Linked DNA regions of Mus musculus: region 2 is linked to region 1. Evidence: chromatin loops called from intact Hi-C (ENCODE). Cell type or tissue: heart. All regions are shown on one strand. Links, peaks and the distances in the headings refer to the core of each region. The heading gives the core; the rest is flanking DNA.

What was found. Peaks named below come from ENCODE experiments on the same cell type or tissue, not always from the same donor. Only the 100,000 strongest peaks of a DNase experiment are listed, where the experiment ranks them.
Region 2: it touches region 1 in a loop (2.3-fold over the local background); 12 of 42 quality-filtered maps call a loop at or near these places.

The regions. Positions count from the first base shown.
Region 1 is chr13:73,254,800-73,267,245 of GRCm38, reverse strand. Irx4 (Iroquois homeobox 4) reads right to left here and starts at 6,749. Exons shown (of 6, transcript NM_018885.2): 1 at 6,370-6,749; 2 at 2,267-2,398; 3 at 1,537-1,788; 4 at 538-650. The coding sequence starts at 2,311. In heart, for the core only: a CTCF peak has its summit at 6,693; DNase peaks (open chromatin) are centred at 3,355 and 8,655; H3K4me3 peaks cover 5,362 bases; H3K27ac peaks cover 6,823 bases; H3K27me3 peaks cover 6,467 bases.
Region 2 is chr13:73,304,153-73,316,598 of GRCm38, reverse strand. No RefSeq gene overlaps it. Among named protein-coding and RNA genes, the nearest start is that of Ndufs6, 18 kb to the left of the region's middle. In heart, for the core only: a CTCF peak has its summit at 5,849 (motif pointing right); no DNase peak of the experiment used is centred there; H3K27ac peaks cover 3,119 bases; H3K27me3 peaks cover 502 bases.

The DNA of each region.
Region 1 (12,446 bases), core at 2,783-10,782:
ACTTTGAGCCGTAAAACAGAAAAAGGTATCAGGGATCTATGAACCAGCAACCCGTGAACCTGTGCCTAGAGCAACTGGGGAGCAAGGTCCAGGAGTTTTTAGTTGAACTGGTAATGGTTCCATAGGAAGATGGGGTGGTGAGCTGAGCTGTCCCCAGCATGGGTGATGAAGGCCAAGGGACTTCCTCCTTAATTCCCACCGTAAGGCTGGTGGACCTGGCTTGGACACCCAACTGAGCTGAGGGTCTTGGGGTGCAGGAAGCTGTCCTGGGCCCTTCAAGGAGGCAGCCTAGTGGACTGAACTTTCTAGAATCAATTTGCTTGAAAATCACAGCAACGAGAGAATTTCTACATTCACAACAACATAGGTGTGTGTGTAAGGGTAGGATAGAACACCTGCTTGAGGGAATTGTCCCCTCTTCTGGTCCTTCCACACCTCCCAGTCCCCCCCCCCCCCAGAAGGCGATCTGGAGGTGGTGATGGAGTGGTTGGCAGCTGGACTGTAGTGGTAGTCAGCGAGGGAGGTCGAATTCCTCACCTGTCATATGGGTACTGGCTCAGAGCTGGCTCATACGGGTAGTAGGCTGCAGCTGCAGTGGGTGGTAGGCCGGCGTGTGAAGATCCTGTGCCATCCTTGGACTCGAAGCTGTTCTGTAAAAGCCACCACAGCTTTTGTAGACCCAGCTAGAAACACTACCCAATGAGCTATCTTAGGGTAGCTTAGACTCCTAGGGGAGTCTTCTCAAATTTTGCCCACAAACTGCAACACATGTCCTGGACTCACACAACGCTCAGTTTCCCAAAAGTGGGGACCTGAAGAGGGTGGGCAATGGGGTGCCTACAGGGAAATGGGGTGCCTGTAGATCAGGGGGTGAAGATAAGGTAAAGAAAGTGAGATAGGTGGAGGAAGGGAAAGAGAGGAGGAGGGCGTTCTTGAAGAAGCTTGGAAGGAAAGAAAGAGGAGGGACTGGTAAAGATTCCAGAGAGGCCACCAGGCCTAGGGATGATGAACCCGGTAGAGAAGAGGCTTTGAAGAGGGGGAGGGAAGGGTCGGAGCTGGGGAAAGCTAGGGTGCATGAGAGAGAGAGAGAGGGGGGGGGGAGAAGGGGAGGAAGAGGGAAGGGGAGGGGGGAGGAGGAAAGGGAGAGGGAGAGGGAGAGGGAGAGGGAGAGGGAGAGGGAGAGGGAGAGGGAGAGGGGAATGAATTTGTACTATGGTCAGAAGGCAAATCTGAAGGAATTTGAAGCTGAGAGTCACCCCTCTGGGAAGCCGGGAATCTGATCAGAGTTCAACGCAAACTAAAAATACAAGCAACATTTTAGACACCTGGTCTCACGGATCTATCAAGCGGAATCTGAACCTGGGCAGAATTCGGACCAGGAGGCAAAGCTGACGTTCATTTTTCCCTCCTACCCCAACCTGTAGGGTATCCAGGGCACTCGTGCCAGGGGCGGAAGTACACTTAGCAAACTCAAGGTACGGGGCGGGGCGGGGCGGGGCGGGGCTTGGGATGGTGGGAGGGTATTTGTCCCCTTACCAGAGAGTAGAAAGCAGATGCCTCAGAGCCATAGGTCACGTAGTTGCCATAGCCCTGCGAGCTGCCATAGGGGCTCCCGTAGACGCCGAGCGCGGCGGCAGAATTGAGTTCGTGGCGTGCAGTGGCCAGCAGCCGGCTCTCGTAGACAGGGCAGTAGACGGGCGCCTGTGCCGAGGCTGCAGGCCCGGAATCAGCCAGTGTGCGGCCGCCCGACTCGCAGCACGTGCTCAGGGAGTTGGTGGTCATCAGGAACTGTGGTGGGAGGAATCGTAGAGTGGGCAAGGGGACAGAGACTAGGGCGCTGGACCCTCAAGGACCTCACGTGTCTCTAGGGGCCTCCTGCTACCTATGACAGACATGAATTTTTCCCCCATCAGCCGCTTTCTTTGGCCACGCTTAGGCCTCACTTTCTTTGGCCACGTGTGGGGGTCCAGCCAGCTTTTCAAATCCTCCATGGGAATTCCAAGGTCCTGTGTGCCTTCTCAACAAGCATGTCTGGCCCAAGTGTTTGCTAGGGTCCCCCAGGGTACAGTTTGAAGGGTTAAACAAGAGGGAATTCAGATCCACTAACAGGATTTTACTAGCTCCCCTAATCCTCCTTCCACACAAGTCATGTTTGTTCAGTATAAGGGCCAGCCAGTCAAGGACATGCTTATGTGGGAAATGACATCTAGTGGTGGCTCTTCCCTCTCCCATCCCCGTTGTCAGACCGTTGTAGGAGTCCCTTTACCTGAGGAGCAGAGGAATAGGGGTATCCAAACTGCGGGTAGGACATGGCGGGTGCGGCCTAAGAAGGTCTGAGGGGCCGTTGGGGTCCTGTGCACAGCGTGGGCACTGCTCCGGAGTTGTAGGATCCTAGGCTCTGGGAGGACAGAGCAAGAGGTGGTTAGTTCACCCATATGCTGCTCAAACTTTCCTAACCAGGTAAGTAAGTGAGTGACCTTTCTCTTAGCGATTCTCTTAGTTTCCAAGTCTGAACACTTCACAGGGCTCTGGGACCGACTGGCCTCGCTGCGATGATAGAAATACATATTTTGCAAAACAGAACAGCAACAGCAACAACAAAAACAAAACAAAACAAAAAACTGAGTCTGTCAAGTCAGATGTGCGCGGCTTTAAGCGACAGAAGCGTTGACGTCAGCCCACTCTGTGGCTTGGCCTGGCCTCAGACAGGTCACAGGGATGCTGGCCGGGCGGGGCACAGACGATCCATGTCTGCGATAGCAGGGCTGAGGGCCATCGAGCTTTAACAAATGAACTCCATCCAAGGAGTCAATATCGCCCCGACGAACGGTGTTTCTCCTTAGTCACGGAGGACGGAAGGCACTTTTAATTAGAAATTAATTAACGAGCAGCTGCTCCTTCACACCCCACTGTAATCATTAGTCTCAATTACAAATGAGACCTATGAAGGGACACACGAGTGAGTCTTCAGTGAAGATGTAATCAACAGTTAAATTAGCCGGGCGCTGGCTGCAGCCGCCCGCTGCCCTCGCTGCATTGCGCCCAGGGAGGAAGGACATGGGCCCTGCAAACCCGGCGGGCCCCTCGCGCTGAGAATGGGACAGCGTGCCTCTGCACACTTCTTCACCACCTAGATTTAGAAGAATCTCAGCAATGCCTCTCAGCAGTTTCTACTCTGCACCAAGCAGAGTTTTAGAACCAACTGCCACCACAGGAGAGCCCGCATTCAGATGGCGACGTAATTTCAGATGTGTGTGCATGTCTCCCACGCCCTCCCTGGAGTCCTGCACTTTCAGGATCGGTGAAGCCAGGTACTGCGGGGCTTCCCGGGTCTATTACCGGTTGAGTGTGCCATTCTGGGCAGCTCACTGTCCCTGGAAACTGCCCCTCCCCCTTCACTCCAGGTCATGCCACTGCTCCGTCTGGCTTCACTTCATTTCCTCTCCCCTCCCTCTTCTGGTCGCCCTCTGTGGCCTTCCGCATCCCAAGGCTAAGACAGAGACTGCCAGACGCCGCTGCTCGCTGGGAAGAGCACATTTCCAAACTAGGCCCGGGGCTCTTCCCGTAGGCTCCTTGATCCTAGGGAGCAGCAGGGTTAGGTGCAGGGAAAGGGGCGTTGGGCGCCTAGTCCTGGCACCCTTTGGTCTGCTTCACATAGCTTCTAGCCCGGAGTGTAAGGTGCTCTGCGAGAGAGGCCCAGTAGCCTCTCAAGACTTCTTGCGCTAATCTGGGCCCTGAGATATTGCCCCGAGGTCAAAGCGGAGATGAGCGGTCTGTGCGCGGAGTTTGGTGTACCAGGGCACCCCGAATTCTCAGGGCTTTCATGCCGCGATCTTCCCAGAGCCTGGCTCGCCCCTACTTCTTTTGGCCTGCCAGGCCAGCCTTTCGCGCTCCGCCAGCAGCAGAGCCGCTCATCGCGGAGCTGTGCAGACTTGCTCCTAAAGATTCCTGGGTTCAGACCTGCGAATCGCCCCAGGGCCACCCTCTAATTAATGATGACGTTCGCGCCCTCTCCCCAGCTGCAAGGCTGCCTCCCAGAAACGAAATCTGCCGGCCCTGACAGCTTGGTTGAAAGTGATGGATGACTATCTGGAGACCGCAGTACACATCATATAATATCTGCTGCGTAATTGCTTTAATTTACAGATGAAAATACGAGTTCTCCGATCGCGCTGGACCGCAGCCGGCCACGTCCGAACTGCTTGCAAAGAAGGAAACCATCGCAAATAATGAATAGCTGCCCCATGCAAATTATTCAGGCAGTTTAGCGTTGGTAGCCGGGAGAGATATATATAAAGAACACGAGTCGAATGACATTAATAATTGTTTTTGAATTCTGTATTGATTTCATGGCAAGCTGTGTTTATTTCTTTCTCACCTGAATTGCTAATACCTCCTCCCTGTAAATAATAAGAAACTAGCCACCGGGGCTTCTCGAGTAGAAATGAATCTCAGCCTCTCCCTCTTCCTGCTTCTTCCCCTCCCCCAACCCGCTTCTAGCTTCTTTCAGTTTTCAGGCTTTACTGAGGCTTTGGCTGAACATCCGACGACGACTACTTTCATTATTTATTGTTTACAAACAACTTGCTTTCTTTTGACGATGAAGCGCAGGCAGAGGAGGGGCTCTGTAAATGGAGGTAGAGGAACGTAGGAAGCAGGAACCCAGCAGTAGACTGGTGTACCTCAGTGAGGGGCCTTTTTGTCCCTTCGTTCCTGAGGCCCAGGCTTTGGGGACTCTGTGGTAAGCACAGACTGGTTGGGAAGGAGAAGGAAGACCAGGCCTGTGTGTGGCACTCAGCTGGCAGCAAGCAGTGCACCCAGAATGAACATTCTCAGTTTTCTTCCCCTGGACTCCTGGGGTTGGGTTTGGAATGTTAATCCTGAGGATTTCCACTTTTCTCCTTAGTGGACTCCTGTATGGTAGCTGGAGTCCCTCTCTGGGGAAGGAGTCTCAGGGTGTTCCTTGGGTCCTCAATGCAGCAGCATTCTGGTCTGCCTTCCAGTCAGAGCTTCCAGGCTCCAGATGTTGTTGTTATCCCTAGTTACCCTGTCCCTGGGCCTGGGCCTAGGAGCCAGGAGCACTGGACTCCACTGTGTCCCCGAAGATGCAGACTCACATTCCACACCTCATCTACCCCATGCAGGGGCTAGTCAGGACTCCACTGAACTATTCTGTCTTCACTCAGTCCCTACTGGCCAGTCCTGCTACTGGCCAGCACCCACCTCGACATCTTGCTGACAAACTGCTACCTGGCTGAAGCTCTCTTACCAAATGAGATATTCTTCAGGCCATCCTTGCTGCAGATATAAGGGTGCCTTCTTCAAAGACCAAGCCTTGAGTAGAGGCACAGGGCTCTCTAAGAACAGACAGGAGTCCCAGAATCTCAGGGACCTTCAGCTAAAACAATCTTGCATAGATGCTTCATGCTGTGACTAGAAACTCTTAGGGCCCCTAAATATAAACCACCATTTAGCAGTAGCCAGACCACTTGGCTTCCTGCAGTGTGGGCAACTGATCACCTTTGGAGAGGGCTTCAAGAGATCAGAGACCGAAGGCCTGATCAGATACCAAAGGGGTGGAGCAGGGAGCAGTTAGCCCCAAGAATTGGGAGTCTAGGGTTGATAATGGCCACAGAACTGGTGAGAGCTTGTAGGAAGGCGGATCTGGCCTTGATATTCCTGCCACCACCTAAGTCCCGGCTCTCCAGAGTGATCCTCGGAGCACTTTTTAGCTACACCAAGAGCTCCGTGGGAGCTTATTCTATCCCAGAGAGAAGTTGAGTACAACACAAGGCCAAAACAGAAGCCAGGCACCAAGAAAGAGCCTTTTTGTCTGAGGCTAGGCCGGAGCTTGGGATGCCTGGGTCCACTTTGGACACTCAACTGGTGTAGGCTCAGAAAGACGCCCTAGGTGCCAGAGATGCTGCGTGGTGCGGGCACCCTCCCCTTGCCTCAGATCATTCTTTAGCAGTCAACCACTGCTCCCTTTCCTCAGCCAGTGGGGTGAGCTGCTGGGACACGCGTTGAAATTCCCGTTTGCTTCCCCCAATGCCCTCCTTTCTGGCCCTCTCTTCCTCAGCTCTCCTACTGCACCCCCACGGAACGTTCGTTCGTTCGGCGCCGCCAAAGGAAGGAAGGAGCGCACTCAGGGGGTCCAACAGCACAAGCTGTTCTATCCCTCGCAAGCCAACACGGTCCGCGGGGACCCGAGCATCCCGTACCCGGATGCCGGGTCCTTCCCATCCGCTTACCAAAAACTTGCATCAAATGCAGCGACCTCCAAAGCCTCTATCCGCTAGAAGCAAACTTTGTCCCCTCCGGCGCAAGAGCGATCCTCGCAAAGTTTGAGCAGCAGAAACAATTTCTTACCTGCGCCAGGAAAGAGCCGGCCCGCGCCGCTTAGGCGCCAGGGCCTCCGGGAGCAGCGCGCAGCCCGGGACGCACCGGGGAGTCACCGCCGCCGCTGCCGCCGCCGCCTCCGCCGCCCGCGCCCCTCGGCGGCCGCGCGGAGCCTCTGCCTCCTCCGCCTCCTCGAAAGGGGGGGAGGGGTCTCGGAACCCCGGGAGGGGGCGGGCGTGGGGACCTTGCCTACCTGCAGTGGCGCCGGGCCACTCCTGGCTGCCCGCTAGGGCTCTGCGCGGCCGCTGGGCGCGCGCGCTCCGGCGGGGAGCAAGCGACAACTAATGGAGACATTTCCAGGCGGAGCACCTGGAGAGCAGAGCGCGCCGGCGTCCCCAGGCGCCGCGGTCGTCAGCCGAGCCCGCACCGGCGTGACGTGGGCGAGCGAGCGAGTTGCTCCCACCCGGCCGCCCATTAACGCTTTCCCCCCGCGGGCGCCCAACGCTTGCCAACTTTCCCCTCCGCCCTGGCCGCGCACCGGGTGCGCGGGTGTAGGGGCTGGCATGAGGGGTTCCTGAGGGTGAGGGTTCAGGCTTGGCCTCCTCAGAATGGTTTGGCGAGAATGCCTGGGCCCTAAGAGGACAGCCCAACCCTACCAGGACAGCAGAGGACATTGGTCCCTGGTTTGATCAAATGCTTGGCCTGCCCTGTGGATCCAGAGGCCTTGGGCACGCGGACCGGTCTCTAAATGGTTTCCTTTCCTTACCCATGCTGTCTGCTTGGGAAATGTGCCTCCTCAACTCTTAGGACAGAGATTCCTCTTCGCAGACCCTACCTACTCTGCCCTCACAATGCTATCCTTGGGAGTAAAATGGGCTTTCAAGCACCCCCCCCCCCGTCACTTTTCCCGACTTTCCACACACACCACCCACTGTAATGCAGCAGTTCTGGTTCCCTTCTTGTGGTCACAATAGTCCCAACCAACCTGGCTCTTGGCTGTTTGGGCAGCAAGTCTTCCTCACAGACTTGAGCAAGAGGAATCCGTAGTCCAATTTGACAGAAACTGCTGAGGATCCCAGTAGATCTGTGACCTTTCTGGGCGGGAGCTTACTCAGGACTATCAGGATCCAGCTGGGCCTCTGACCTGGAACACAAAAGAGGACAGATGTTCACTGGTTTCTTTAGCCTGAGGCTGGAGCCCAAGACAGGAGTGGTAGGTCCAGGCTCAGAACCCCTCTCACCTCCTGTTCAGTATCAGAGCCTTTGCCTTTCGCTCCCTTGAAGACTCCTTTTGTGGACTTGCTGCCCTACAAAGGTCTCAGTATAGGAGAGAGGCCCGGTGTGAGCACCACCTGTCCAGTTAGAGCAGGAAGGGGCTGTGGCCTGTAGAGCCCCAGGGCTTCTGCAGGACACCCCTTCCTCCTGCATAGTTTTCACTTCAAAGACCCAACTTACTTCTCTTCACCCACAGCAGTTCAATGACCTTTGAGATTTGTTGGGTTAGATAACCTCGGAGAAAGTTATCTCTGATTTTTCCCCCTTTGCTCCCCCCCCACCCCTTCGGAGCTCTTTGCAGCTGCTGGAGGGGTAATTCCAAATTGCTTGCTTCCCCAGCAGCCTGTAGCTGATCTGTGGCTGCAGACCTCACCCATCCAGCAGTGCCCAGCCAGGCTGAGTTGGAGTTCCAGGGGCTGCTGTAGGTCGGATACTACTTTAATCTCTGGCTGCTTTGGAAACCTGCTAGGCCACCGGTATAGCCCCCAATAAGCTAGGAGAGGGGACCTGGATTCTGGGTCTTGTCCCTTCTGTTTCAAGCCTGGGAGGCAAATGGGGGAGGGGTTTTTATTTATTTAAGGAAGGATGGAGGCATCCATTTGGAAGGTGGGAAGACTTGTCTAATTCCAACTAGAAGGAAGTAGAGAATAGGGGCATGCCTGCTCCCAGGGAAGGAGCAGGCATTTCTGGTTTCCCCCTTGTTTTGGGGCTCTTTTTAGGGTTTGTAGGAACCTCCTTGCACTTCACTGCATAGACAGAGACGGGCCCATGGGTACCTCTCCCGTGAGCCTTAGCTTCCATTTAAAGTTAAAACAAGCAAGGTGCATGTATGTGTTCATGAGTGTTACAACCTTAGCTGACTTGACTCATTTCATGCTCACCGAGGCTTCCCAAAGTACCAGCCACAGTCTAGAAACACCATTTGCACAAATCATGGCCTGTGTTATCTTCATGACCCAGCCCACATGGGTGGCACCCATCCCCCGACCCCACCCCAGCATAGGAGTTTAATTGGAGCTCTGGAGCCTTCCATGGGAGGAAGAGCAGGTGCCATCTCCTAATTTAGAGTTCATTTGGCTGAATGCTGCTGGACTTGACCTTGCTTTGACTACCGGGTGAAGCAGCTACAGATATCAGCCACCACCTACTGTGCAAGGCAGCTTCCCTGAGCCCCCTTGATATGTTCTGCCCCCCCACCCCCTCCCCGGACTGGCACCTTGTAGAAATGATGGAAATACCCCAGGTTTTGGCTAGGGGGCCTGCAGGGAAAGTCCCTTTTCTGGCTTCAGAGTGGGTGGTCAATCTGGAAAGTGGGTCTGCAGCTTGAGGTGTATCTTCAGGGAACAGTGCTAGGAACCAGCAGGTGGGCGGCTCTGGCAGCTGACTAAGCTGATGCTGCCCACACGGCTGTGCCCCTCAGATCCTCTTTCAATCTCCCTTTTGTCTTTCCTCCTGGTGCAGCTGCCAGAGTGTGATCTGGAATGAAAGTCTCTGTGCCCCTGGGGCTTGGCCACGTGGCTGCCTCCTCCTCACCTGGACTTTGCTAGAACACGCACAGGCATCTGGGGCTGAGCCTCCAGCTGGAGCTTACAGAGGCCTGGCCCCGAAGCTGCCCAGTGTCCATCATTCTTATGTCGTCCACGGGCTTGTCCTCCTGCCCAACCCTCTTTGGGGACCCGGAGGAAAAACGTTTTGATTGGGCCAAGGGTCATCCTTGGCAGGAAGAGTCACTGAGTACTTTGGAGGCTGTCCTGATCCAGCAGAACAGCGTAGCATCTGACGAGACATGGCGACAGTGGCCAGGGACAGGATTGGTAGAACGCCGGTCAGTGCTGAGAATGACTGCATCTGGGACGGAGGAGAAACAGCTCCCAACTTAGTCTCCTCTGTTCCTTCTGGGTTATCCTTGCAGCGTCAGAACAAAACCTAGAGAGGAAAATCTAGGGTTTCCTCTTCTCCCTTCCGGACCATCAGGCTGACTCTCAGAACCCAAAATGCAGCCGTACATTTTCCAATGCGAATTTAACAATGAAAGTCTGTTAACTCAAACACTATCCATCCTTCCATAGGTTTGAGCTTGGGCTTAGTTACCAAACAGAGCCTCAGATTACAAAGACCCAGGCTGGAAAAGTCAGCCACACGAAGCTGAGTTTGAATCTTTCAGGAAGGTGCCAGCGTGGAAAGGCGTGTGTGAATAAATACCACATACACGTCTGCTCTAGCATAAAACCGAAGAGCTTCAGTAGGCAGAGAAGAAATGTACAAAGGTGGCCTGTGAGTGGACAGGTATTTGTGGATGGGGCCTCAGAAAAATTAAACAGCAGACAGATGAGGGACCTTAAGACAGGGACCTCATAGGTTTCCAGTCTGGAGGTTTCTGGAGAAAAAGTATGTACCTATGGCGATTTGAATAAGAATGTCCTCCAGAGGCTCACAGATTTGACTGCTTGGTCACCAGAGAGTGGTACTATTTCAAAGGATTAGGGGGGTTGGCCTTGTTGGGGTAGGCGTGGCCTTGTTTGAGGAAATGTGTTATGGGGGTAGGCTTTGAAGTTACAGAAGTCTCTCTCTCTCTCTCTCTCTCTCTCTCTCTCTCTCTCTCTCTCTCTCTCTCTCTCTCCCTCTCTCTCTCTCTCCTGCCAAGATCCAAATGTAGAGAACTCTCAGCTCCTTCTCCGGCCCCATGTCTATCTGCATGCTGCCATGCTCCCTGCTATGATAATAATGGACTAAACCTTCGAAACTCCAAGCAAGCCCTAGTTAAATGCTTTCTTTTATATGAGTTATATGAGTTAGCACGGTCGTTACAGCAGCAGAACACTTAAGACAGCACTGAATGGTGACAATAATAAACGGCACAGTTGCTGTCCAAGGGCTGCTACATCCACACAAGCATGCAATTGCAGGCAGAAAACAATTTGGTGACTGGGTGATGTCACCCAGTGATGTCTTCACAGGTGAGTGTGGAAATGAGAAGAGAGGATGGACACAGGAGGTTGGTCTCCTCCCGAGACCTGATCATTCATCAGACTTTCTACTTCGGGTTGGCATTTGGACCTGGTCTCTAGTGTTCCTCACCAGGGCTTCCTACCAGGTGAGGTCAAGTCAGCAATAACCAGGAAAAGCCCATGAAGCCGGAGAACATTTACAAATTGGCCTGCATTTGTGGTGGGCTGTCTAGTTCTCACTGGTATGTCCCCTTTAAGAGGTCATTTAGGGAAGTGACCAGTGACCCAAAGGCAGCCCTGAAAAGCTAAGTGCTTTTTCTGGCCAGTGGAGGGAACAGGGCAAATCCCCAGTTAAACTCAAGAGTAGCTGGAGGCAGTGACCATCGTAATGGCCACTGCTAATGACTGTGGCAGCACATCACACAAGACTGTCCCCAAGGAACACACACACACACACACACACACACACACACACACACACACACAGATGTTTCATAGTATTTTTTTTTGAAATTCAATTAATTGAAGGCCCCAGATAAAAGGAACGCATTCATAATGGCTATAAAATAACCTGAGGGGGGAGACGGAGCTGTGGAACACAACTTCAAAGCATGACAGAAATACTTCCTGTCTTACTTTAAAAGTAGCCAGATCAATGAATGAATCAGTTAAAATTACTTGTGCATTTAACAACCTTTTCATTTTCTGTTTGGAAAGGGTGAGGATTCTGCACCTATTGTCCACGATTCAGTCTTCCTGGAGGAAACTGTGGCTCGGGTTTTGGACTCCAGGTTCTCTGGCAGGAGGCTGCCTGTGTGTCTCTATTGAAACACGGGCTGGACGCAGACAGCAGAACCTGTGTTTCAAAGTTTCAGAGTCCAGAGGCATGAGCTCAGGGGGTTGGCAACAGGGTTCTTGGAGGAGCAGCTGGCTCAGGTCTCCTCTCCTTTAGTTGCTGGCAGACTTTAGAGTTCCCTCTACACTTGCTGGCCTTTCTGCCTTTGCTTTCTGTGGAACGCGCACACCGTTTTTTTTTTTTTTTTTTTTTTTTTTTTTTTTTAAAGGACTGTAGTCAGGTTGGTCGGGGCCCATTCCGCAGTAGCATGACATCATCATGATTGTGTTTGCTTCCAAATAAGGTCCCATTCTGATATGATGGACATTAGGAACATAAACCAACTCACAATGAGGGGGTACCTGAAAGTGCCATCCCTTAAGCACTTACTATTTCAGACTGAACATCCCAGTCTCTTGTTATGTCAATACCACTTTTAGGTGGGTGAACTTCCTCCTCTGCGACTCTAGTGTCCTCTAGGGCAGATCTCATTACATTCTTGGTCTCTAACTTTATGAAGTTGCCCCTGAACCTTCCGATAGTGCCCTAGGAAGCAAGACTCAGTACTCTCTTACTTGCTCATTGCCTGACATTCATTCCATGTAGTCTGATTTTCTTTCCTGTTCTCTCTCTGCTAGGCTGGAATGGATGCTCATCAATATCCCATGCTTATTGTTTTCTGATTTCCTGGGGTCCCTGGTGTACAGCTTCCTGCACAGAGGATGTTGTAGACATTTGATGATGTCATACTCAATGAAGCCTTCCAGGAACGGAGAGCAAAGGGAACATTTAGCAGTGGCCTAGACAAGGAGACACACAACCATTCTGGATGGGACCTGAGATTGAATCCACCCACTGGATGTCTGCCACCTTCTGACGTGAAAGACACTTCAGATGTACCCTGTGAACACAGGAAGTGGAGGCAGAGTCTGTGATCTGTGAGCACCCCGGGAGAGGGCAGCAATACCTCTGGCGTAGTGTGTGAGTGTGTAAATGTGGCCAGGAAAATGAAGACCAAGCAGGATTCTCAGTCTTCTGTGGCTTGGCCA
Region 2 (12,446 bases), core at 1,611-9,610, 51 kb before region 1:
CCCTTTTCTTCCATTTTAGATTCATTTATTATTTAGTTAGTTTTAGTTTAGTTTAGTTTTATGAAGACTATTGTTGAAACTGCTTTCAGCTTCCTACCTAATGTCTTTTCAGTGACTGGCGTCTTTCAGAGTTATGAAGGTTTTTTTTTTCCCTGTAACACTGCTTTCAAGCCTGTTTTCCAGCCCTTAGTTTGACCTTCATTCAGACATTTTGACTGATAATATCTTCATTGTCAACCTGACAGGTTCAAAATGACCTACGAGTCACCTCTGATGCTCTGTGAGGGTATTCCCAGGAAGCTTTAACTGAGGAGAGATATGGGTGGCATCGTCTCAAGGGCCGAGGCCCCAGAATGAATGAAAGGCGGAAGGGACAGGGCACCCCCTCCCAGCTTTCTGCAGTGTGAGCAGCTGCTCCAAGTCCTTGCTGCTGCCTTGGCTTCCTGCCGTGGTGGGCTGCACCCCCAGATTGCCAGAACTGCTTCCTTGAGTTGCTGCTGGATCTATTTCTACGGTGAGGTCACATGTTTACTACGAGTGAGGTCTGGTAGGAGCGTTGCCATCCAGCGGAGGTCCTTTGTCCCTTAGCTGGGGGGTCTCACCCATTCTCATCTGATGTGATCACTAATGCTCCAGTTTCAATCTTCAGTCTTTTACTGCCTGGTTTGTCTCAGCTACTCCACACTCCTGCTGCTTTTTTGAGTAGGAGAATTATTATTCATGTTGGACACATCAGAAGTTTACTTCTTTTAAAGAGAGAAAAGTCACACGCAGCTTGCGTGGTGAGAACACCCTGGTCTTCTGTGACGTAGGTCTACGTGAGAGGTGGGCACGAGGGAAGGTGGGCATGAGGGAAGGAGTAAAGGCTCTGAAAGAAAAGGAGGCCATGGTGTGGGGAGGCACAGATCCCCATCTCTGGTGAGCTGGCACCAGGCTGTGCTGTGAGTTACATACCTGCAAGTTATGAAGACTTACACATAAGGATATCTGTGGAGGATTATTGGCAATGGGCAGATCAGATTAATAATATAGTTCTGATTTGATTTCTTTGCTAATTCAATGAGATGACACAGAGGTGTAGAAACAATATGAGTCATTGTTGTCTAGAATATATACATGAATTGAGTGTTCAGAAAATGTAAAATGGCTCGGATGCTGGCCACTGCAGCCATTCTGCTCATGTGTGCTCTCATCTACAGATATATTTACTAGAACAGTGACTAGGTAATTCTGGGGATGGGGGGGCAGTTATGCATCTTTGTATACTATATGAAATTTTGATAGTAAATGTGACATATGAAAATACTGTTCCCATGAAAAAGATTTACAAAAAGAATATTTTATCAATTACTGAAAATTTCAGAGAAAAAAATTCACCATGTTCGGGCCCCATGTTGACACTGTAGTCTGTGGTGGTGCCATGCTGACAGTAGTGACCACAGGACCTGGTAAACTTCACACCTACTTCTGCATTGAACCATGCCCTGCTGTAGTCTCCCACCATGCCCTGCTGCAGTCTCCCATTATGCCCTGCTACAGCCTCCCACCATGCTCTGCTGTGGTCTCCCATCGTGCCCTGCTGTAGTCACCAAGTGAGTGGAGAAGGAAGCTATGCTCTCTTGAGTATTCGAGTCACCAGATGTCCTCTTCAGCTTGGCAGCAATTGCTCTTGAATGCACGCATCTGTGTACAACCATCACTATCAGCTATGAAATATCCCCAACACTGGAGAAACTAGGTAGTATTGCTAGTAATACTGAATTTTAAAACCACACCAGATTCTTTCAGCAAAGTCATTCTGGATCACACTGAGTCACTCTTAGTTTTTTATTGTTTGAAATTTTCATACATGCATCACGTGTTTTGATCGCTTACTCCTCCAATTCCAAGTTTATCTCCTACCACTTTGTTTTTGTTTTTAAAGATTTATTTACTATTATACATAAGTACACTGTAGCTGACTTCAGACTCACCAGAAGAGGGCATCAAATCTCATTATGGGTGGTTGTGAGCCACTATGTGGTTGCTGGGATTTGAACTCAGGACCTTCAGAAGAGCAGTCAGTGCTCTTACCCACTGAGCCATCTTGCCAGCCCCTCCTATCACTTTATGTGCTCTTATGCACTCTATTTTTAAAGCCATAGAGTCCACTTAGTGCTGCCTATTTGCGAGTGGGTGTACGACAACCTACTGCAATGTGGATAGCTTCTCAGAGGCTGCATCCCTGAAGAAAACTCTCTCTCCTTTCCCAGCAGCCATCAGTTCCCAGCAGCTCCTCAGCTAGGGTGGGGCTTTGTGACAGACAACTTCCCTATCTATGATGATCTGGTGCAGGTCTTGTGCACATAGTCACAGCTGTGGTGAGTTCACATACGGAAAACTGCTTCACTAAACACAACCTTACAGTCTTTCTGCCCCTTCTTCCTTGGTGATCTCAGAGTGAGGAAGTATGATGTAGGAGCTCCATCCATCGTCTCTTATTCTCTGCATACCCACAGGTGCCCCGTTTTATAGTCTCTTACTCTCTGCACACCTGCAGGAGCCCCATTTATAGTCTATTATTGTATGCACAGTGACCAGTAGTGGGTTTTGACGTTAATTGCCATTTACTGCAAAATGAAGATCCTCTAATGAGGGTTGGGAATAAAGATAAGTACTCGGGGGCCCTTTAACACTGTGTCCATTTAGTGGAAGGAGAGCAGCAGCTTCTCTGCTGCTAGTCTGTGACCTACCCAACCACAGATTCTTGGCCCAATTAATGGTGTCAGGCATAAATTCCTTCTTGTGTAATCGGCCTTAAATGTAATCGGAAGGTAGTTGATTACCCCTGTTGTAAGGGACATAGCCTGTCAAGCCACAGAGTTCACAGATGGGTAAGATTCTCGATGCCTTCTTCCCTGGTAGCATGCAGAGCACCTTCCAGCACTATGAACCCGCTCAAGTAGGGACGATGCTTCCAGGTGAGTAGCAGCGGATTTCTCCATAGTATGGCTGACAGTGTGGATTTCTCCATAGTATGGCTGACAGTGTGGGTCAGCAATAGGGTCTTAGCTAGGTTCTGTATGATAGTTAACAGTGGTAATAGCCTTTAATATTTGGGGAATTGCTATGTTTTGGGACCTCATGGACAACAACTTGAAAAGAGATGACCCATACTTGGCACTAGGCTTTTTATTTGTTATCTATAGTATCCCTCCCACATTATAAGGAATTCCAGTCAAACTCGTGTGTGTGTGTGTGTGTGTGTGTGTGTGTGTGTGTGTGTGTGCATCTGTGTGCATGTGTGTAAATGTAGGAAGCTTCTGCAGTCAGTCTCTTTCAAAGGTTTTTAGTATTAATTATTCTTCCCTATATTCTGTTCTTACTCTGGTGTCTTAGTATTCTTTTGATGTGATGAGACAATATGGTCATGGCACCTCTTATAAAAGAAAGCATTTAATTGTGGCTTGCTTACAGTTGTACAGGTTCAGTCCATTGTCATCATGATGGGGAGCATAGCTGACTGAAAGGAAGAAGTTAAAAAGGAAAGGATATAACTGGTTCTGGGTTTGTGCTAGATGAATGGATAAACGGAATAAAAAGGAAAGGACAAGGCTTTGTATGGCGGAGTAGGACTTTTATTATAGATAAAGGGGAGAGCATAGCCAGACACAAGGACATCTGGTAGGTTCAGAGTGGCCATGACCCGAGCCATGTAAGGAGAGAGGAAAGGAAGAATCAGATCAAGAGGCCAGGAGGGTAAAGGGTAGATGAGAAAAGGCCAGATAACCGCAATGTCTGGAATATGTGCGGAAGGGCAGCCCAGCCCCTGGGCTGGAGAAGTTTAGGGTAGGGAGCAGGGTATGCCAGACAGGAGGACCCTATAACAGGTGTGAACTGAAGGATGCTAGGGGGACCTGGAGGCCAGGTCTGCTTTGTTATATTAAATAGGCACCTCATCTGTTTGTCCTGGATTGGAGACCTAACAGAGAAGTAGCTGAAAGTTCTACATCCCAAGAAGTGGGACTGGCTTGGGCTTTGGAAACCACAAAGCTCCCCCATCCCGCCCCCCCATGACATACTTCCTTCAACAAGGCCACACCTCTTAATCTCAAGTAGTGCCATTCCCTGGTATGTGAGCATTCGGGTATGTGAGTCCATAGGGGCTATTCTCCTTCAAACCACCCACCTGGACTCAAGCCCTTCCCCTACTCAAGGATTTCTGCTCTATTATTCCCCTTTCCCACTTCACCCCACCCATGTTCTACCCCCATGCCTTGAATCTTGCCTCCCCCTGTACATGGCCCCTTATTATTTTCTGAAGAGTCAATCCATGTATGACAGGAGATGTGACGTTTGTCTTCCTGGGCCTGGGTCACCTCACTCAGGATGATTGTTTCTAGCTCCATCTATTTACTGTGAATTTTATTTTGTTTTTACAGCTGGATAAGATCCAGTTGTGCAAATGTGTCACATTTTCATTATCCACTCTTCAGTTGAAGAACACATAGGCTGTTTCCATTTCCTGGCTATTGTGAACACAACAGCGATGAACAGGAATGAGCAAGTATCTCTGTAGTAGAATAGAATCCTTCGGGAATGTGTCCAAGAGTGATGCACCTGGTTCTTATGTCTCCATTTTTGAGGAACATCCACACTGGTTTCTCTAGTGGCTGCATCAGTCTGTGCTCCCACCAGCAGTGAGTAAGTGTTTATCTCTCCCTATATCCACGCAAGCATTTCTTGGGATGTTTTAATTTTAGCCATTCTGACTAAGGGGTTATTAATTTGTCCTGAGAATCAATACTACATGCACGGTTAAACAAGGGAAAGCTTGGGTCTCCCAGAGCATCCTGGTTCTGGCAAACGTTCATTCTTTTCACCTTCTATCAGAACCCAACCTGAACCCAGGTGGCCGAACTCCTGAGTTGAAGAAGAAGATGGAAGTGGCCTTCACATTAGGGGCTACTCATGCACACTACGTGTGACATGTGCTCTACGTGACACCAATGGGTTAATAACAAACAGGACACTTTCTGGAAATTGGTTCTTTCTAGAAAAGGGGCAACAGCTCCATCTGATAGACCAAGGCACACTCAAGCTACTTGTTTGCCCACAGAAGGTTTGGGAAAGGACAGAGCCAGCGAGGGCATGCTGGGCTGTATCTGTGTGGGGACTCAGGGTTCCTAGGTGTCTGTACACATCCACACAGCCTCACCTGAACATGTGCCTAGAAGCCACAGGCACACTTCTGATGCTTCACCATGTTCACAGATGCTAGGTTTGGCCTGTGTTTTAATACTCTAAGGGTTACCTGCCTCCTGTACGTTCTGGGGATGGTCCCTCCATGGGCAGTGACAATACACTGGGAGCTTGCAAGACAGATGGGCAGCACTTGGCCCAGAGCCCTATCTGACCATCCTTGATGGCATGACAGCCCCTGCCCCAGCTCATACACTGTCCAGGGTGGTGAGTGAAAAGTTGTCCTGGCAGGGCAACAGCTCCTATATAGGAGACCCCAGCCCTGAACAAGGGGCAGGATCTGAGATCAGTAGACACTTCTCCAAGAATGTAAGGTGGGTGCTGTACAGGAAGATTTGGATGCTGTTCTGACTTCTACCGCCACACAGAACATTCTGGAAAATATCATCAGTCGTGGGATATGGTGCAAAGACAGGAATGTGGACTAATGTTCCCCAGAGTGATCTATTGCCTGGACACCCCAGCTTCCAGGCACAGGCCTTGATACTTTCCCACCAGTCCCTGCAGGGAGCAGTCCTCTGCATTTCCTTGACTAGGGCAAGGGGTGGCTCTGGGATGAGGCCAGGACTCATGCCTAACTGGCCCCTGCCTGCCCACCAGAGGGCAGTAGTGCACAGCTGTCCTCTTGGTCTCAGTAACAGGGACCCCAGAGGCTGGGGTGCTGGGTCCAAGTCCTTGGAGATGACCACACCTGACACTGTGCAGAGGCCCAGAATCTGCAGATGATACTGCCTTTGAAATCTGCTCTTGGCAACATTAACAGCTATTTGGAGAGATATCTAGAAGCCAAGGGAAGCAAGGCTCTGTCTCCCCAAAGCAGGTACAGCCTCTGAGTGAGCCCCTCCTTTAACATGACAGGCCTAAGGGAAACAGAAACCCTTCAAAGGTAGAATGGGCCAGGGTTTGATTTCTCACCCCTGAGCAGTGCCTTGATCTTGCCCAGCTGAGGGCAAGTCTAGCTTGGTGTGTGGGTGGCAGCCTCCCCTGAGGACGAGGCAGGCACTGAGCCCCCTGGCGGCTGTGGCTTCCCAGCCTTCGAGCTCCAGCACCTCCTCGTCCAGGTTGCCATGAGAATGACCTGTTACTGCACCAAGGAGGTGATCAATGAGGCTGCAGACCGCTGTGGCGGCCAGCAAGATCCGCTGGCCACCGAGACAGAAGGCAGCTCACTGGGACGGAGGCTGAGAGTCCCGGCACGGTACTCTGGTGCTCAATGCTCACCTCCCCTCTCCTCGGGGGCCATTCTAGTATTACAGTGCTAATCCACCAGACACGGGGGATTTTAAATTTCATTTTTGTGCAGTTATTTAAAGTTTAAACTGATAATGTCTAACCCAATTAAATTCCAGTCAATCGTGCTCTAAATGCACTAAGTCTTGTGAAATATGAATGAGGTGTCCCCCCGCACTCCTTAACGACTTAATCTCCATGCTGAGTCTCCGCTCCTGGGAATACTGTGTCGAACCTAGGAACGAAGCAGAAGTGAGACAGGATGGGGACTCGCAACCCACGCTGAAACCTTCTTACTGGCCTTGCTCACTGGGATATCTGGCACATTCAGAATTCAGAGCTTGTGGTGGAAGAGCACCCACTTAAGTCCAGTTGCCAAGATGGGGGCACACTTTGGGAGTAGCCTTCAAAGGCAGCTGACCACACTGGCCATCTCCCTACCCTTACCACATCGCTCCCAGCTTCACGCTCTGTATGGGAGTGCTAACAACCTCTGGTGTTGAGTGTGGGCTCTGTTTTCCAGGGTTATTCTCAGGAATAATGGCTGACAGCATGTTAAAGCTGTCTTCCATTGGATGCATAACAACCGAAGCTGCCATGGTGTGTTCTCCTGACTCTTCAGGGTGTTGGGGCCTGGGGCTGTGGGACTTAAAGGAGATGTGAGAGTAGAGGCTCACAAATGGCACTGGGGAACTACCCAGCCCTTTCTAGGATTGACTTCTCTGAGAGGCAAGCCTTGGCTCTGCCTTGGGGTTCTTTCTAAAGAGTCTGTGATCAGTGGTTGTCCACCATGGCACAAGAAAAGGCTGTGATTTCAGAACAATCCTGGCTCCACGGGGGACTAATATACAGTGGTGGTCCTCAGTGTGGCTACTGTGTTTTTAGAGATTGATTCAGAGTCTTCAGATTCAACCTCGTGTAGCCTACGACCAGGAGGAAAAAAACAAAACTGAAAACAAAAACAACAAACCTTTTAGGAGCAGAATAAAACAGCACCTTTGAGACGTGTTACACTGGAGGCTTGCCATTCAAACCCTAGTGATCAAAGGCAAACAGAGTCCTTTCTGGGTCTTTCCTACCTGGTACCCTGCTCAGGTTCTATGGTTAGCTCCACCTGTTAGTTCAACTGCCTTGGCTGCGTTTGCGCACACCAGCCAGGTGTGCTTGTTGGGCATTTGGTGCAGGGTGGAGCAAGGTGGTCCCACCTAAAGTTTGGCCAGAACTAGTGTGAGCAGGTAAGAGGGAGATCAGACAGGTCAGTCAGCACACAGGCAGGACCTGTGACTGTGTATCTGCCTACCATAGAACTTATGAATTTGAGTCTGGTCCTATGAGATGGAGATTCAGCCCGGGTAGGGGAGGGTCCAGGCTGCTACCACTAAACCTTTAGAAATCCAGGCAGCTCGGTTTCCATCCCAGGGAAGATGTTGCTGCTAAGTGTCAGGAATGGCTTAGAGTTGGGCAGAGCAGTGTTCATACAGATGATCTGGAAGTGGAAGCAAAGGCGGGTTCTGCGAGGTCTGTGGGGCAGGAATATGGTGCATTTTCAGCGACAGGAAGGACTGTCGTCTTCCCAGCTGGACTGTAGCTGTCAGCGTAACAACGAATGTCATTGAGAAACAATTCATGGCATCAAATCCACAAAGAAGACATTTAAAGCATGGCATGCAGCAGTCTGGTAGTTATATTACTTTTTGAACCATGGTGAAATATAAGCATGAAGTTCACCATTTAATCCTTTATCCTAGGGTTCCGGGGATTGAACCTAGTGCCTTGTGCATGCCAGGCAAACATGCTACCCCCGGGCTAGAGTCCAGCTCCAGACTTCACCCTGTGGCCACTTTTAAGTGTTAAATTTCATGGCATTATGTATACAGTGTACAATTATTATCACTGCCCATCTACAGAACACTCTCTGTCACCAAGAGACACGAATCTTCCTTCCTCTCCCAGCCCCGGGTTCTCCCACTGAACCCTCTGTCTCCACAAGTTTGCTCACTCTAGGGAGTCACAGGGTTCATTCAGTGTTTGCCTTTTGCTACTAGCTAATGTATGGGACATAATATCTCTCAGTGCCACTGTGTTGGGGCAAGAGTCAGAACATCCCTTCTTTCAGTGCTCTGTGGCACGGCTGTAGTTCTCACGTCTGTCATCCTCGAGTGTGTGCTTGGTTAAAGGATGCTGCTGTGACTTTGAGTGGGTAGTATCTCTTCCCTGTCCTCAATTCCCTTAGGTAGGTGTCTAGCAGTGGAATTGTTGTGTCCTGTACAGAGCCTGTGCTTAGTTCTTTTATTGGTTATTTAATGCTTTTGGGGGGTGGTCACAGGGTACCTACAGTTGTCACTCCAGGGCTGGGGACCCTATCTAGGAGCTGGAATCTGGGATTCTCCTTCCCCGTGACCAGGATTTTGCCCAGAAGTGATGAGGTCAGGATCTACCAGGACAACAGAAGAGAGAGGCACTTAGGAGGTAGTCAGGTGAGCATCATGCACGCTTCGTGTCCCGCTGGTTCCAGCCATCAGTGTCCAGCTTTGCTGACCACTCTCCAACACTACTGAGCAGTCAGGACTATCATTCCACTATCACTGTCCATCACCATACCATGATCCTCCACCCTCGCCACCTTCCACTTCTGCCTGCTGTTGTCCCCCCCATTGCCTATCCTTTCTATCGCCCCCCACCCCTACCCCTCTACAGTTAGAGACATTTTGCTGTGGTTACCTTCTGGGAGACGAGCTTGTGAGGCTCACTTCTTGTCCACGGGTATCAGCAGTAGCTCCGAATGCCTCTCAGGCTGAAGGCCGCAGCACTTCCTGCCCTGATTCTAGCTTCCTGGATCTGAATTCCACATAGTGAGGTACTTGGTTCTGATCTCTGTGTGTGATCTGTAGTAGTGGCTGCAGCTGGATGAAAGGGCCCGTGTGTTTCTGTCTCTCCTCTCCCCACAACTGGTCTGTCTGAGCTCCCCCTGGAAGAGGAAAGGGATAAGCCATCCAGCTGTGTTTTAACAGCTACCTCAGGCTTCACTCAAGAGTCTGAGACCCTGTGACACCCCGCCTGCCCCCACCCTAGTCAGCCTTACCATTGCAGGCTGGCTCCCTATTCTTCAAGTTCTCTTGGTTGCTGTTAGAAGACGGCTTGGACTCCCTATGGGCCTCAGTCCTCAGTAACATTCTCCTCCTATGGAAAGACCTGTCCCACACTCCACATGGGGTCTCTGTGGCTTATGCCCCTCAGACTCAGGTCTGATGTGCTGAAGTGTTCCTTGCAGGAAAATCACCCTGATTAACAGCCACAACCTTACTTTCTCCAAGCTTCCTAGTCACCAGAATTCCCCCAAAGCTCTGTGTCAAATGTGGGTGGCAGCGATGGGCTAAGAAGGTCCTGGAACTACAGAGGATTATTTGCTTCATCCACAGTCTGAACACCTGCTTCTAGGCTCTGTCCCTGTCATGGATATGGGACTGTTTAGGAGACCAGGCAGTCTGGGCTCCCTGTGTCACCGCTTCTGTGTCCCACCCATCTGTCCTCCAGCTATCAAAGGGGATTAACAGTAACAGCAGTCAGGAGGCAGAGAGAACAGGCCTCCAAGACATGGCTATTGCTCACAGCAGGAGGCTCACAATCAAATTCTAACGAAAGGTCACATTTGCAATAAGTAAGATGGAAATGTGGGTAATTGGTTAGGAGCGCTGATACTTCTGCGGCAGAGAGCATTTGGATGGAGTCGGAACCTTTCTGCCCAGGTAATTAAAAATGAGACTTCACAGCATCATTAAAATGAGGGTGAGCAGGCTATGATGACGTCACCACAGGAGGAAAACACTCTTCAAGTGAGCTCTTGTAGTTCTTGTCTTTGTTACTAAAAGGAACGCAGCCTTCCTCTGGGCGGGTGGGGTACCCACAAAGAATCTAAAGAACAGCACAAGCCCCTACAGAGAGTCAGTCTACACTGAGAGAGGAGGAGGGATTGGCAGACAGGATCCATATGATCCTGACTCTTCCTGGGATGGACAGAAGGCATTAAAGCTGATAAGCTATATCCTTAGCCCCTTTGCCTTCCCAGACAAAGAATGCTGGCCCACTGTTGCATCTTCTGGAGCTGTGTATGGGGACCACTGATCAGTGCTTGTGCCTGGGAAGGCTGCAGCTCAGCTGACAGACTGAAGAGGATGACGCAACAGTCTTCACCACAGGGCCTGGGAAGTCAGAATGAAACTGCATATGCAGCCTCACTGATTATAGAAACCAAGGTAAAGTGTATGGGGAGCTAAAATACAGCAGTGTGGCGGTAGCTGTGTTATTTTACTTGTATCATTTAAATAATCCCCTGCCCCAAACCCCAACTTCTGAAAGCCACAGGCACTTTTTCTCATCCCCCCCCCCCCCGTAGTGAGGGTGGGAGGCTGGGGAGAACCTGTTTGTAGTTGGTACCTAGCAGTGGGAGCAGCTGTGATGTTGCCAGGCTGTGAATAAAGGCCCTGTCGCTGCTGCTGCCGTGGGGCTCCGGGCTCTGGATGCTTGGGTGGTTTCTTTGTGCTTTAAGGCCTGTGTTGGACTTTGGTCACAAAATTGCCTGCTGCTGCTGTCTGCCGACAACATAGGAAGGTGTTCCCAGCAAGAATCTTAAAGGGGACAGGGAACACCACGAGTCCCTCCTCAAGTTGTGTTATTCCAGATCTTTATTTTAAGATGTATTTTTGTGGTAAGTGTAATTATTTACAAGACTCACTTAATTTATGAACAGAACAATTCAATTTAGCCCCAAATTTAAAAGAAATATGTACTGAAGTTGAGGGTTTTGGGGAGGGAGGTTGACAAAAATGCTTATTAATTGAATTAAACTTTTGATATGAAAGATGAAATGCTGTGGCAGAGACATCATTGTTCCCTGGCTCCTTCCTCCTATAATTCTGCTAACTAGCCACCTTTTATCAACTGAAGCACCAGAAATGCAGTTTAAAGTTCCCTCCTTTTATCTGCAAGGTTGTTCCCCTCCACCTGCGGGTGAAATCCTCTTCCATCTTCAAGGACGATAAACTGCAAAGAGTTTGTCAGTCAGGGTAATAGCCAGTAAGGAGGACATTCCAGGACAGATGGCGCCTGGGCCCAGTGTTGGTTTCATTGAGCCCCAGGCTTTGAGAGCACAGTGCTGATTTGCCTGTTCCCTTTGATAGTGGGTGCGCTAACACAGCTGCCGAAGGGGCAGTGCCTGGCCCTCTTCTCTCAGCAAAGGCATGCATGCAAGGCTCACTTCTGAGGACTCAGCAGCGCCATGCTCCCTATCTAGGGTTTGCATTCCTCCACAGGGGCAATAGGTGACAGATGACAATCTAAAGGCCTCCAGTGACTGGGGCTCTGTGAACTCTGAAGGTCTACAATCCTTGAGGACCTCTTCTCACTGCCCCTCTGCACAGGCTGCCATAGTTGGGTCCCACGAGTGCACACACTGGCCAGGCTTCCACGGATGCTCTGTGAACACTGTTTCTGGGTTGTCCTCACACCGTGGCCAATCAAGTCCCAGAGCCAGGCCTCACTCTCTCCCTATGCCTCTTAGGGTTCTCTAATGAGTCCTCTATTAGGGTGTTTTCCTCTCTCACATGTCCTCTAGGTAGTCTCTCTGTTCTCATGTCCTCCAACTGATCCCTGAGGGCTACCTCATTTGTAGGACTCCATGTCCTTGATCTGGGGTACTTTGGGATGGTTTTTTGTTTGTTTATTTGTTTATTTGTTTGTTTTGTTTGTTTGTTTGTTTTTGCAAGAGTTTCCAGGGCAGAGGGATATACTTCCTAGCACCTCTCAGCTACGTTCCCAGTTGAGAAAGAATGGATTCTACACAGAAGACTCCACAGGCTCCAGGGCTGCTCCTCAAGGAGGGCCCAGGAGATGTTTTTCCATGACTCCAGGAGATGATCTCATTCTGCTGCGCCTCAGCATGGAACAGGGCTAGGACAGGACAGCAAGTAGTCACACCA